2 separate regions of the Homo sapiens genome follow, and region 2 is linked to region 1. A link is a contact called in ENCODE Hi-C or POLR2A ChIA-PET data. All regions are on one chromosome and are shown on one strand. The core of a region is the stretch at or near the end of the contact, and the rest is flanking DNA. Distances in the headings are between cores, read along the strand shown. Region 1 overlaps BCAS3 (BCAS3 microtubule associated cell migration factor). Region 2 overlaps BCAS3 (BCAS3 microtubule associated cell migration factor).

The links. Hi-C counts contacts between places; a loop is a spot of excess contacts on that map. ChIA-PET counts read pairs that join two places held with the same protein, here RNA polymerase II (POLR2A). Pooled maps may share reads with other maps.
Region 2: a map of Caco-2 shows a loop between it and region 1 (5-fold over the local background). The contact joins two enhancer-like sites. A Hi-C loop is called at or near these places in 6 of 168 maps with a recorded cell type or tissue (Caco-2, aorta, gastrocnemius medialis and 2 more) and 2 of 50 pooled maps. POLR2A ChIA-PET finds 5 or more read pairs at or near these places in 10 of 52 experiments (AG04450, Caco-2, H1 and 7 more).

What each region holds. Positions count from the first base shown.
Region 1 is chr17:61,195,704-61,203,298 of GRCh38, reverse strand. The region is part of intron 22 of BCAS3 (BCAS3 microtubule associated cell migration factor); the gene reads right to left. Among named protein-coding and RNA genes, the nearest start is that of BCAS3-AS1, 63 kb to the right of the region's middle. Within about 2 kb of position 2,783, at least 6 of the 41 ENCODE cell types and tissues checked have a DNase peak (open chromatin) inside an H3K27ac peak, as active enhancers do.
Region 2 is chr17:61,230,850-61,238,444 of GRCh38, reverse strand. The region is part of intron 22 of BCAS3 (BCAS3 microtubule associated cell migration factor); the gene reads right to left. Among named protein-coding and RNA genes, the nearest start is that of BCAS3-AS1, 99 kb to the right of the region's middle. Within about 2 kb of position 2,529, at least 6 of the 41 ENCODE cell types and tissues checked have a DNase peak (open chromatin) inside an H3K27ac peak, as active enhancers do.

The sequences.
Region 1 (7,595 bases), core at 1,534-4,033:
GTAATCCCAGCAACTCGGGAGGCTGAGGCAGGAGAATCATTTGAACCCAGGAAGTAGAGGCTGCAGTGAGCCAAGATCGTGCCATTGTACTCCAGCCTGAGTGACAAGAGTGAAACTGTCTCGAAAAAAAGAAGAATAAAAGAGAAGTCTTGAAATTGTGAGGGGAAAAAACTATTCCCTTTTAGATCTAGGAGCTACACATAAATAAATAAAATTTAATGTAACTTAAATAATTTTTTTGAAGAGAGAGCTAGTGCACAGTAAACTTCTTCAGCAACCACACAAAATTTAATATTAGCCCTAATTCACAGCAGAGGAAGACTACTTTCATCACTGCGCTGATACTACAACCTGTCTAGAAAAAATTCAGTACCTTGATTACCTACATTAAAATAGGGCAAATACATAAGGGGAATCTTTACTTAATTGACTTAATCTATGAGATATTTAGGCTATTTATTTCTACGATTGACTCATCATCTTTTTTCTTTTGAAAACTCAGACCATCTGAGAACAACAAGACATGCTTTTGAGTTGTTTTTCTGAGTCAGATATACTCTTAGCTCATCTCATATTCTTCTGACAATGGCAGGCTAATGGTGATGCCATTTAATTCTCAGCTTTTCTTTGTAAAATATTAACTTGGCCTATTCTGAGATCAAACAAGATTTTGGGCTCAAAGGCATCATATTCTAACCAATGGAGTAGTTAGCCCAGACAGCTCCTTTAGAAGAAACACAAGTAAAATAAGAAGAAAAGTAAACTCGACCATTAAAAATTAAATAAGTAATATTTTAAAAAAAAAAGAAAATGAGGAGGGGAAAAAGGAAAGTAAACTCTTTGTTGAGAGTGTTAAGGCTTCAAGGGAGTTAAGAAAAGCATGGGCATTGAAGCCAGATCTTGGGTTAAAATCCTCATCCCAACCTTATTCGCTGTGATAGATTGCGCAAATCGTTTCAGATCTCATCAGTTTCCTCATCCGCAAAATGGGGAGAAAAATCACCACCTTTTTGGGTGCCTGTAGTCCCAGCTACTCAGGAGGCTGAGGCAGGAGAACGGCGTGAACCCGGGAGGCAGAGCTTGTAGTGAGCTGAGATCACACCACTGCACTCCAACCTGGGAGACAGAGCGAGACTCCATCTCTTTAAAAAAAAAAAAAAAAAAATCACCACCTTTCTGAAAGTACCTGGAATAGTGTCTGGCACATAAAAATTACAAAAAAAAAAAAAAAAAAAAAAAGAGGCCGGGCACAGTGGCTCACACCTGTAATCCCAGCACTTTGGGAGGCTGAGGTGGGAGGATCACGAGGTCAGGAGTTTGAGACCAGCTTCATCAACATGGTGAAACCCGGTCTCTACTAAAAATAACAAAAACTAGCCGAGCGTGGTGTCACATTCCCGTAATCCCAGCTACTTAGTAGGCTGAGGCAGGAGAATCACTTGAACCCGGGAGGCGGAGGTTGCAGTGAGCCGAGATTGCGCCACTGCACTGCAGCCTGGGCGACAGAGCGAGACCCTGTCTCAAAAAAAAAAAAAAAAAGTTAGTTTCCTTTCCCTTACCTTTCTCCCTCACTGGAAAGTACAGAAAAGGCTTTTTTAAAAGCCCATGGATTTTTCAGATTGAACGTGGAACGTACTTCACGAAGGGGGTCATGGTACCCTCTCTCACCATTAACCACAACCTGAGCAAACTCGCTAGGGCTTCCAGTCTCTCACCTCCTCCAGCACCACATTTGTTATAGTCTAAGCCAGAAGGACTCTTTCAGCCTCAAAGAAGAGAGTGTATCCCCCAAAATAAATGAACATGACTCAAACTTTGGATATTTAGCTATTTAAACATGTTGCTCACAGCTCATGTTCCCAGCTTAAGGAATTCCTCTTGGATCCTTTTTCCAGTGGCAATGGATGGTTTCCACATTACATTCTTTGCCCGCTTATGCAGCTGGCAAGCCTGATAAAATCAAAACAAATTCACAACAAATACACACATAAACACACACACTTCAGTGCTCTTGTGAGTCAGGCAAGTGGGTGATTTCCATGAGATGGAAGTATGATTACTGTCTGCAGGCCTCCTCATTCGTTCTGACTTTGCCTCTAGCAGATACCTGCGAATGCCAGGTAGTCTGCATTTAAGGAGAAATATTCCTGTCATTGTTTGGTTTTAGGTTCGGGTTAAAATGTATTTATTTCAACATTATCTTAATGTTTTAAAAGAGACCTCCTAATTTTTATGGAATGAAAAGACAACTGTATGACCTATAATTCTTTTTTTTTTTATATATACTATTTGTCCTTTCTTGCTCTGTCTGGTAAATGGGTAAACAGTGCTTTCTGAGTATGAATTAAAAATAAACACCTGTCCTGACTCAGGGCTGCTAACTTGGCTTTAAAATCCTATGAGGGTTTTTATTATTTCTAATGGAGACTGTTTGGATGAGGCAGGAAAGAGGAAAGGTAGCCCATCAAAAAAGTACATTTTCCAATTCTATTTGGAATTTCAGTACAATACTTGATTATTAGGCTCAAACAGGTTAACTGTACCTGATCCTATGGGTGTGGCAAAGAAACAAAATCCAAATTTTGGCTGAAACAGAAGCAAGATAATAGTAAAAAGATACTAATATAATAAGAGAGCCAGCCAAACAGCTGAGGATACCTCACTACCACCCGCATTGATAATCAAAAGAAATACGCTCTAGTCCTAATGCCTCTTCAGTAGGAATGTTTCGGAGGCTGAACGATCAGGATCCAGGAGGCTAACATTCCACACCAGCTCGGTCATTGATTTACCATACGGCCTTCGGCAAGCCGAGGGCCCTTTCTGAAGCTCAGGTTCCTTTATTATGAAATAAGAATAATAATCTCTCCTTTACCAAGTTGCTATGGCTATAAAATAATAAATAATGCTTTGTCAATAGTAAGTGCCAAATTGATGTTAGTTGTCACTATTATCAAACAGTGTACTGCCCAGTAAGGCAAGAATAATAAGCTAACTAACTAATTGTATTAATATTAATCTCCTTCTCATTCGCTCAGACCACTCTGACTCCTTCTGATGTCTCAAGCAAGCTGCCTTTGGGACCTGAATAAAAACTTTATCACTAAGTCAACAGTAAGTTCTAAGTTGGTTTTGTTTTGTTTTTTATAAAGAGGATAAGAAATGAAGGGGGGCAACTTCAAACTGGCTTAGACAGGATGCTGTAGTTTTGCTAAATTTTTCCCAAGCATGTTTCTATTTAAAATCATCTTTTTGGATTATTCTGGAAGAAAGGGTAACTTATCTCATCCAAAATTGGTGTTTCCAATTTCCTTATATAACAAGGCTTGAATGTTGTGGAGGAAGTAGGCAAAAACTAAAGAACCAAGAAAGATCAAAAAGCAAGAGACCTATAACCCGTAAGGTTAAGAGGTTATGACCCTAGGGCCCTGCAGTAAGGTGGATGTCTAGAAAGACATTTTCAGGTAGTTTTAAGCAAACTAACTTTACCGGGCTTTTGGAAAAGGGATAGAGATAGGATCTATTGCTGAGGACAACATTCCTGGCATGAATACGCTTACAAAGATCATAGGGATCCTATCAAAATTAAGCTGTCACTGCTGTTTGAGAAGGGAACTATGGTATTAGTAATTCATTACCCTTTGTGTTCACTGTTCAAAGTTAACATTGTCCACCTTGCAAGTATTTCTTGAATAACTTGTTCATCACAGTTATTATCCCAGTTCTAACCTTTCACAAGGTGCAGTCAGGGCACAAATTAGAAGGGAAAAAAATATGTGATTAGATAATAAAAATGAATCACATACACCTAAACAATGGTGTCACATTCTAAATTTGGTTGTGATAGCTACTATTTGCCTTTAAACTAGGGGAGGTAATTTGTAGTCAGTATGATGTCGAGTTGTCTTTACTGTAACACCATGCACTAGGTGCCCACCTGTGTTTTTCTAATGTTTGACAGGGAAGCAGTTGTAGCTGTGGCAGTGTAGAGAGGAAAGAGTAAGGCTGGCTGGCAGCATATACATTCTACACAACAGAACAGATAAAAACATGCATTTTGTGGTTCTACATGGTATACAGTAGACAGCTAAAAAGAGGGAGAAGAAATAGAAGGAAGAAATTTCTTCCTGGCATATCCCAGTAAGACCACAAATGTATTAAGGATTGGAAAAGGTTAAAAAATATAAAACAAAGATACAAGAATTGCTTTAACTAAGCTCAGGAAGGACAGACTCTACTGGACACTTTTTTTCCAGGATAGAGAAATGTTGGTTTCATTTATATATTTCTAGTAATCAGAGTATGGTAAGATATATTAAAAGTTTTGGAGCTTGTAAACATATATTAAAGGCATTCATCATCAAGGAACAATCAGTGATTTCTAAGTATCATTATCTTAAAAGCTTTAGAAACATGTACCTTTCAAACTTCCAATTACGTTAAACCAATCCACATCAATCTAAGAAAACATTTGGACTCTAAGAGTCAGGAAATTAAACCGTTAGTTCTAAAATTCCGAGGACACCTCTAAGCCTCTGTCTCATTTTTACACTTAAGGTTTGAAGATAAATGCTAAGAAAGTGTTTGAGACTAACTGAACAGTGTATTCAAATCAAACAGATTAACTAAAAGTAAATGCACAGAAGCTAAAAATGGGTCAGAATCAAAGACCGCAGGAATAGCAATAACAATGTGTCAAAAACATGTTTGTCTACTTTCACCTTCTTGCAAAACTTAACTGATCTATTGTGTAAATTAAGGTAATGGCCCTTCCCCCCAAAAGTTTTAGTATAAAATTGTTGTAGCTATTATAGAAGAAAATACTTAAATTAATGAATTATTTGAAAATCAACATATCGGGCTGGGCACAGTGGCTCAGGCCTGTAATCCCAGCACTTTGGGAGTCCGAGGCGGGTGGATCACGAGGTCAGGAGATCGAGAACATCCTGGCTAACACGGTGAAACCCCATCTCTACTAAAAATGCAAAAAATTAGCTGGGTGTGGTGGCTGGCGCCTGTAGTCCCAGCTACTTGGGAGGCTGAGGCAGGAGAATGGCATGAACCTGGGAGGTGGAGCTTGCAGTAAGCTGAGATTGGGCCACTGCACTCCAGCCTGGGGGACAGAGTGAGACTCCGTCTCAAAAAAAAAAAAAGAAAAAAAAAAAACATATCTTGCACTTTATCTTAATCGCATATCAGCAAACATCCACTAAGTACTCATATGTGCCAGACTCAGTGGATATAAACATGAAGATGACCTACTTTTCTTGCCCCCAACAAGCTTAAAATCTAATATTCATTACTATATAGATAGATGGGATAGACTTTCAGAGCCAACACCTAACACACTCATCTTATTACTTATCTATGGAAATGACCAAAACCACATCTAGAAGTCATGAGAATTTCTAATAAAGTGTTGATGCTTGAGAAACATTTGTTTTGATACTATAGGGCCACAGAACAAAGTGGGAAATTTACTTTATACAATTACACAGTAAATCTGAGTGTTTGAGGGATCAGCAGATAGCTTTGATAATTCAGGTCTCCCGAGGGTCTTTATCCAGACTGGCTTGGCACTATTCTTTCTCAGTATAGGGTCCTCTGTGTGTATATAGTTGGAAGATGTATACCTGATTGAGGGGTCCACAGCATCCTCCCTGTGCACATTCTAACTTTCTGATCTTTACTACTCATTAGAGGAGGTATCTGAGATGATCACTACAGTTCCTTCTAGTTTTGACATTCCACGAGTAAGGCTAAATGTTTGTTTCAGGCAGATCATTACAAGAAGGAAAATGCATTACCTAACTTCTATGTCAAAGCAGAAGATTCTCTAAGACAATGCCTCAATGTTGGCAAAAGAGCCTAATTTATATATCTTTATGGATTCTGATATCATGAGCTCATCCTACACCTATAAATGTATTCATTATGTAAGCTTTTCCTTAAGCAAACGTAAGACTGGAGAGGAAGAAAGTGCTGCTTGCCATTCAATTTGGCTTCAGCAGAACTCTCCATTATTAGGAAGAAGCGGCCCTTTTCTAGATAATGAGAACAAATTTTTTCTTCATCACTGTGGTGTCTTTTATTTTACTATGTCACTCTTGGAAGAGTTTGAAAGTCATATACTCTTCACCTTTGCCTCTTGAAGCATCAACAGGTTACAAAAATAATACTTTGCCTCATGGTATGCAACCTTAAGGTGAACCCAGGAAAACGGTATTTGTTATTCTGTTGGATATATTAGATGTGCAATAACGATGTATTATGAAGTAAATCAAATTACAAAAATGAACCCTATCCCTTGGATAAAATTCTGGGAGTGAGCCAACACCACAATTATTATCTTCTCTAGCATTGAATGTTCTACATAAGTGTTTGGGAGATGTAAACAGGACATAAATCTGAGACCGGTTCTTCAATCTCTCTACAAATAACCATGACATTATATATAAACTATACTTTAGAGCATATATGCTTTCTGTTTCAGCAGTTAAAATGTGTATTAGACCCTATGATAAACAGAAAAAACGGAGCATGAATGCCGATAAATGCAAGCCTTCCGTCTCAGAAAGTCTTCACTTATTTGATTAAGTTAGGTGAAAAGCAGAGCAGTCATGCTTGTAGGCTTTCTTCCTTTTCCCTTTCCTCTCCTCTTTTCATTTCTAATTCGAATCGGAAGTCTATGTGGAGCAGTCTGGCTAGCCCCAGTCTAACCTCCCCATCTGGAAGGGGACTAACCAGCCTTGGGGCTACTTCCAACCCTTCCCAGCTGTTGGGTTGGGGTTTTTTGTTTTTGTGGGCTTGAGAAAGCATATTTATATAAATGATTGCCATATCCTTTGCCAGCTGTTGACCCTGTTCTTGTCCCGGCTGGGGCATGGTTTTCATTTTTAGCGGCCACAGACTGGAAATGACCCTGATAGAGTTAGCACGCTATGCAAACAGCTTTACGCGCTATTGCTGTGACAGTTCAGACAATGGATGCACAGTGTAATCCAAGGGACCGGTGTTTCCCTTTGGGCAAATGTCACAGAATCCAGAGCTGGAAGTATCAGTTGAAAAAATAAATTCTGAGATTCACTGTGTTACGGAATAACGTCTCTCTAGTAGTTCAGACTACACTGATTTCAGATAGGGTCAGAGCAAGAATTTAGAGCAGCAACAAATGAGGCTTGAATAAACCTCAGAAGTTGTCTAGATAGATCTGCAAAGGCGACTGTGGTCTCCAAAGTTAGATGAGAGGTAAAAACAAGCTATATTTTCAGTTTTAAAACTACCTACATATGCTTCTGACATCAATGTCCATAAATAAAAATTCTAGATCCTTATACTTTAACAGCACAAAAAGATAAAAATCAGTTTGGACTTTTCATCTTTACTACAGTCTACAAACAATCATTCCCAAAGATAGCCAGTCAGATCATTCTTTATGATCATTACCAACCAGAATAAACCTATGTTTAATCTGTGCATAACTGTAGTCACAATTAACTGGAAAGTTTATAAATAAGTCTCAGCTACTTGGGAGGCTGAGGTGAGAGGATAGCTTTCAGTCTAGGAGTCTGAGTCCAGCCTGAGAAAGAGAGAGA
Region 2 (7,595 bases), core at 1,280-3,779, 35 kb before region 1:
TCGAGACCAGCCTGGCCAACGTGGTGAAACCCCATCTCTACTAAAAATACAAAAATTAGCCAGGTGTGGTGGCAGGCGCCTGTAATCCCAGCTACTCAGGAGGTTGAGGCAGGAAAATCGCTTGAAACTGGAAGGCGGAGGTTGCAGTGAGCCAAGATCATGCCACTGCGCTCCAGCCTGAGCAACAAGAGCGAAACTCCATCTCAAAAAAAAAAAACCCGAAAAACTGCCAGGTGTGGTGGCGGGTGCCTGTAATCCCAGCTACTCAGGAGGCTGAGGTAGGAAAATCGCTTGAACCCAGGAGGTGGAGTTTGCAGTGAGCCAAGATTGTGCCTCTGTACTCCAGCCTGGGCGACAAAAGTGAAACTCTGTCTCACAAAACAAAAACAAAAACAAAACTCTTGTTCATACAAAGTTATAACCCGTATATTTAAACCAACTCAGGGTGGTGATCATAACTGTATCTTCTCCAACATAAAAATCACCCCTGTAAAGCAATTCTCTTTACCATCATCATCCAATTCAGGAATATGGGTGATCCATTAGAGTCAAGCTTCCTGCCTCCATATAAAAATATGGCTAATCTATTTTGCATTATGATCATAAAGTCAGCCAATTTAAAAGGAATAGAGAGTAATACAAAAAGCAGTTAAGAGCTGGGGGTCTACGGTCAGTCCAGATTTCAATCGTGACTCTGCTGCTTATGGGCTGAGCAGTCTTGGGAAAGTTACTTCGTTTCTCTGAGTCTCTATTTTCTTCCAGAATTATTTTGAGTATTCAGTGTCCCACGTACTGTATCCAGAGCTGGTTCCTGCCAGTGGATTCAGGGTCTTGCTGACTTCAAGAATGAAGCTGCGGACCTTCGAGGTGAGTGTTACAGCTCTTAAAGGTGGCAAGGACCCAAACAGTGAGCAGCCACAAGATTTATTGTGAAGAGCAAAAGAACCAGCTTCCACAGCCTGCTAGGGGGCCTCAGTGGGTTGCCGCTGCTGGCGGGGATGGCCAGCTTTTATTCCTTTATTTGTCCCCACCCATGTTCCGTTTCTGTCCTATCAGAATGCCCTTTTTTCAATCCTCCTTGCGATTGGCTACTTTTAGGATCCTGATTGGTGCATTTTACAGAGCACTGATTGGGGCATTTTACAGAGCACTGATTGGTGTGCTTTACAGAGCGCTGATTGGTGCATTTTACAATCCTTTGCTAGCTACAGAGTGCTGATTGGTACATGTTACAATCCCCTTGCTAGCTGCAGAGTGCTGATTGGTGTGTTTTACAATCCTCTTGTAAGACAGAAAAGTTCTCCAAGTCCCCACTCTACCCAGAAGTCCAGCTGGCTTCACCTCTCAGTATGGTAACCTTTCAATACATGTTAACTTATTATTATTTGACAGCTATGTAAAAAAGATAACTTTTTAATGGCTTCCTCTTGCTTTACCAAAGGAAGTCCACTCTCAGGCCTGGCATCCTAAGTCCGCTATGCAGAGGCTATTCTACTTTTTCAGTCTTCTCTTTTATTACCTCCCTTCACATCCAGGATCCAACTTTCCTGCCTCCAATTTTTCCTTTGTGTTGTTCCTGCTGCATAAAACCACTTTTAGAGCCACATTTAAAGATTCAATCCTACTTTCCCACAAAGTCAGCTCAAATCATACCTTCTCCAAAAAGCCTTTTTTTTTTTTACCTTCTCCATCATCCCTCCACTTACAACATTTTGAAACCTATTTACAATTGACTACTTTATACCATCTTTTTATAGCCATTTGTATATAAGTAGAGTACTAACACAGGGCTTTGTCCATAGTAACACTTAATAAAGGTTACAGTGGCCGGATGCGGTGGCTCACGCCTGTAATCCCAGCACTTTGGGAGGCCGAGGCGGGTGGATCACGAGGTCAGGAGATCGAGACCACCCTGGCTAACACAGTGAAACCCCGTCTCTACTAAAAATACAAAAAAATTAGCCAGGCATGGTGGCGGGTGCCTATAGTCCCAGCTATTCAGGAGGCTGAGGCAGGACAATTGGTTGAACCTGGGAGGCAGAGGTTGCAGTGAGCTGAGATCACACCGCTGCACTCCAGCCTGGGTGACAGAGCGAGACTCCATCTCAAAACAAAAAATGTTGTTAAAGTAACGAATAAATAAAAATTATTATCTCCAACATAAGATCTAAGAAGAAGAGCAACTTGCCCCTGTCCTCCCACTTTCCTACAGAACACCACGAAAATGCCACTGCCTCATGAACTCTGACAGGAGTGGGGACAGATGTTGCCAGGATTCTGACGTATGATAGCTGGCACTTTTCTGTTTGCACCCAAGGAGTTAAACTGAGTCCTGCGGAGATAAAAATCTCTGGTTTTATTGTGCAGTAAGGCTGCCTGACAAACGAAGATCCAGCTGCAATTGTAACATTCCAAGCTCACAAGGCACCAAGTTTTACTAACTATAATTTAACTGGTCCGACTGCTGCAGTCCAAATTCTTGTTTGGATAATCAGCCTTTGTTTGAGTATGTTCAAAAACAGCACAGGCTAGCATTCGCCTCTGGGTATGTCATGTGAGCTGATTACCCTGTGGCTCCCAGTAGCAGAAACTCCTAGACAAGAGGAGGATTATTTTCCTAGTATTACTGTTAAGCTAACATATAATCAGTCCTTTTCCCCCAGTCTCCACATCTCTTTTGCAGCCTCCCTAACCATTTTTTTCCCTTGTCTTTCTTTCTCCTTCTTCTCCTTTTTTTTTTTTTTAAACAATTCAAAAGTCTTCTTTCCAAGTTCAAACAAAGTTTAAAGGTGAAAAGGTCAAAAGCTTCATGGCTGGCGCTGTTTAGAAAGAGGTAGCACTAACGGGGGTCTCCAGCTCAGCATCCACTAAAGGCTCAGGAATCTCATATTTCACTGTACTTCTGTACTACGTAGTCACCTCACAATCTGTTTGGAATGAAATTAAGCCCTTGTTAATAAATTTGAACATAAGAGAATAATAACTCTACCTGCTAAACAAGCACATTCATGCATAAGCAACTCGAGTGGCTCAATCATCTGTCAAATATCGAAATTCTCAAAACTGTACATTTTCATTGAAGGTTACTTGTTTGAGATCTTCCCAGGCTGCCTGTCTGCAAGTCTTAGACTATAACTAGCCAAGAAGGATTCTGGAAACTACACTTATCCGGTCCTTCAGCCTTCACCTGGCCACTCTTTTCAAAGAGACCAAATGAGTTGACACATTTAAAGTGCTTAGGACAGGCGGGGGGCAGACAGCCAGGCGTGGTGGTTCACGCCTATAATCCCAGCACTTTGGAAGACCGAAGTGGGCGGATCATCTTAGGTCAGGAGTTTGAGACCAGCCCGGCCAATGTGGTGAAACCCTGTCTCTACTAAAATACAAAACTTAGCCAGGAGTGGTGGCGTGCGCCTATAGTCCCAGCTACTCGGGAGGCTGAGGAAGGAGAATTGCTTGAACCCAGGAGGTGGAAGTTGCAGTGAGCCGAGATCATGCCACTGCACTCCTCCCTGGGTGACAGAGCGAGACTCCGTCTCAATAAATAAATAAATAAGTAAATAAATAAAGTGCTTAGGACAAAGCCTAGTGCTTTGTGAGGAAATGTGAAGTTGAGAGAAAATGCGAAGCAGTACTATGATTTTTTTTTTTTTTTTTTTTTCTGGAAAAAGCCTGAGCCAGAGGGTATAGTTCTAACAGTCAGTGGGAAGACTGCTGGCTGGAAAAGGCCCTGGCGCAGGACAGGCAGGAATGACTAGCTATAGGTCCATGGGTTGGTGAAATGCTGCACAGTGGGAAATGAAGTGAGCTCTAAGCTGGTCTGGAACTGTAGGTGTTAATCTGCTTCTAGCAGCTCCTGAATTGCTAGAGGGAAGCCCACCAAAGGAGAAGGAAACTCCTCTCCCTGGGAGGGAGGTCTATTGATTTTGCAATTAACAACAGCAAAGAAACACATTCTGAAACTTTTCCTAGAAGGCTCAGAATTTAATCCTATACAACAGTTTAGTATTGAATCTGCAAGGTCTTGGCTGAGATGACAGGTGGAAAACAGAGTACTTCAGACCTGGCTCCAGTCAGAGAGAGGGACAGGAGTAATCAGGAGTAATCACTCTAGGCCAAAATTGCAACCTGCTCAGCAATGGTGTAGGAATGTAGGATTTGAGGAAGGAGAGGAAGGAAGAAGAGAGAGCTGTATCCTAGTACTCAGTGGGAAGCTTAGAAAGTGAGCACTAATGGTTGCAGATTTATCATTTACTTCCCCATTCTGCATTCTTGCTCCATGCATTCTGGGACAGAGGAAGGGGGTTTCTATTGTGAATTTCTGTAACTTCTAATAGTGCTATGTTTAGACCAGTACTAATCTTTAATATCAATGAATGGCACCCTCTACTAGCTTAAATCATTCTGCAATTTAGAACCACTTTTTTTGCTCCATGATGTGGGTACTAAGTGAAAAAAAAAAAAACCAAACCTGATATTAGTAATACTCAATTCACATTAATTAGAATAATGGATGGAATGCCACAGCTGGAAGACCTCTTAAAGAAAGCTCAACTAGACAGGAAAGAGCCTCAGGGGCCAGAACTGAAGCCAGAGAGAGATTCTCCCTGTGCCCTCCATTAACCAAAGCATCTCCTCTTGTATCTGTTTTATAGATTGGGGTCCTGCATAAAATTTTATTAGAAAAAGAGTTCTGTGCTTAGGAAGGTGAATTGAGAAGGGAGGTTTGACGAAGAGCTAGCCTAATCCATGCTTTCATTTTTAAGTAAAAGAAACATGAGACAGGAAGATTGTGACTTATCCAAGGTCCCTCAGTGAATCAGAGACAGGGTTAAGGCAAAAATACCTCTCCAGTCTTCAAGTTCGGTATATGCTTCATCTCCAAATCAAGTCTACTGGCTCCACCTTTCAGGGAAGCCCTTCATTTACTGTGTTTTGATCACAAGACAGCAACTTAAAAAGAAGCATTTCTTAGAAATATTTAGCACAATAACTCAAATTAACAATCATTTTTAGATCTGGACGATGAACCAATACAAGCTTAGTTGATTGGCATCTTTAGTTGTAGAATCACTTCTGCAAAAGCCATTAGCCACAGAGTGTTCTGGGCAGCTCAGATTTTACTACAAACCTGTAAAAGCCTGGGGTCCAAACTCTTCCCTGGGGCTCAAAGGTGTGAAGCTTCCTAAATGAAACTTGGGCATTCAGAACCTTCCCAATCAGCTCTAATCTTTATCACCTCCTTTCCATTATCCCTCAAAGAGTGTTGCTAGATAATATGGAGAGGAGTTTTTTAAAAAAGAAGTATTTTTAGCCCCTTTTTAAGTGGTAACAAAGTTTATCACCCTCCTACTCAAATTAGTCACACAGGTTAGTCCCAAGAGAGCGCAGTCTAGCTACAGATCACTGCAAAGGAATGACTTCATGGAGGCCCAAAACAAACACTTCGGCACATGGTTCCATCTGGAAATATAGTCAAATAGAAGCAAATTCCATGAAATTCCCAACTGATGCCGGCAACATAATTTTGCATCTTACAATACTAGCTCAAGGCTAATGCAGTAGCCTGCTAAATAGATAAGCAACTCTAAAAAGAAAATAGTTAACATAAAGAAAATAATTGAAATAGACAAAGAAAGTTGTTTTAATGGTGATAATAATTATTTCTAATACACACAGTCAGAAGGGTTGAAGAGGCCGACGAAGAGCAATGAGAAGAGAGATCAATCAAGACTACAATAGGATTTGCAAAGAATTTTCTACCATTGTGATTTTTTTTCCTCTTAAGAAAGAGAACACCGGTCCTGGATCCTCAGGATGAAACCCAGAGATGGGTTTTTGAAGATTTTCTTTACTCAAAAGAGGGTTCTCAAAGCAGGACTAGAACATGGACCATGAAGAAGGTTATATTCCAAGGGTCTGCCGAACTGCCATGAATACAACACATATTCCTACCTGGGACTCTGTTTCTCTGTATACAAAAGAAAAACAACCTCCCACCCTGCCAGATAATGATTTTGAGGAAAATTACTCCCCACCCCCCACCTTTTTTTTGGCCAAAATAAAACATTACAATCAGTATCTGTCATTACATGCAACACACGTCTATCCAGAATTAATTGCTTCTAAATTATCTGGGAAACAAAGCACACTACACAGATTAACATATAACCACTGACTTTGTGGAATGCTTTTAAACTCTCCTGATTTCTTTTTCTCTTTCTTTTTTTTTTTTTTTTTTTTTCGGAGTCTTTCACTGTCACCCAGGCTGGAGTGCAGTGGTGTGATCTCGGCTCACTGCAAGCTCTGCCTTCCGGGTTCACGCCATTCTCCTGCCTCAGTCTCCCGAGTAGCTGGGATTACAGGTGCCCACCATCACGCCTAGCTAATTTTTGTATTTTTAGTACAGACGGGGTTTCACCGTATTGGCCAGGCTGGTCTTGAACTCCTGACCTTGTGATCCACCCCCCTCGGCCTCCCAAAGTGCTGGGATTACAGGCATGAGCCACTGTGTCAGGCCTCTTTTCCTTCTTTCTTTGTTTCCTTCTTTCTCTTTCTTTTTTTTTTTTTTTTTTGAGACAGGGTCTCTTCCAGGCTTGAGTGCAGTGGTGCAATCATGGCTCACTGTAGCTTCGATCTCTCAGGCTCAAATGATCCTCCCACTTCAGCCCCCTGAGTAGCTGGGACTACAGGTGTGTGTCACCACACCTGGCTAATGGTAAAATTATTTTGTAGAGACGGTGTCTTGCTATGTTGCCCAGGCTGATCTCAAATTCCTGGGCTCAAGCTGTCTTCCTGCCTCATCCTCCTAAAGTGCTTACAGATGTGATTACAGGTATGAGCCACTGTCTCCAGCCTTGTCATTTCCTTTGAAGGTAGGATTCCTTAATGCCCAGCATGGTTTCTGCATTATGGATTTGGAACTTAAGAAAGGTATGGGTTAAAAACAGCTTTGTACTTCATGGTATGACTTTGAACAAATATCTGAAACTTCTAAAACCGGTTTCTTATCTGTAAAATGGAGATAAAGCAATAAAAAGACACTATCAAGAGAGTAAACAGGCAACCTAAAGAATGAGAGAAAATATTCTCAAACTATGCATCTGACAAAAATCTAATATCCAGAATCTATTTTCAGAAACTTAAATCAACAAGCAAAAAATTAAAAACACTAAAAAATGGGCAAAGGACATGAATAGACACTTCTCAAAACAAGACCTACAAGCAACCAACAAACACATGAAAAAATGCTCATCATCACTCTCATCTGAGAAATGCAAATCAAAAACCACAATCAGATATAATCTCACACCAGTCAGAACGGCTATTATTAAAAAGTCAGGTCAGGTACAGCAGCTCACACCTATAATCCCAGCACTTTGGGAGGCCAAGGTGGGAGGAGGATTGCTTGAGTCCAGGAGTTTGAGACTAGCCTGGGGAACATAGTGAGACCTTATCTCTTAGAAAAAAAAAAAAAAAAAAAAAGGCAAAAACTAGCTGCTGGCGAGGCTGCAGAGAAAAGGGAATGCTTATACACTGTTGTTATAAACTAGTTCAGCCGTTGTGGAAAGCAGTTCGGAGAGTTCTCAAAGAAC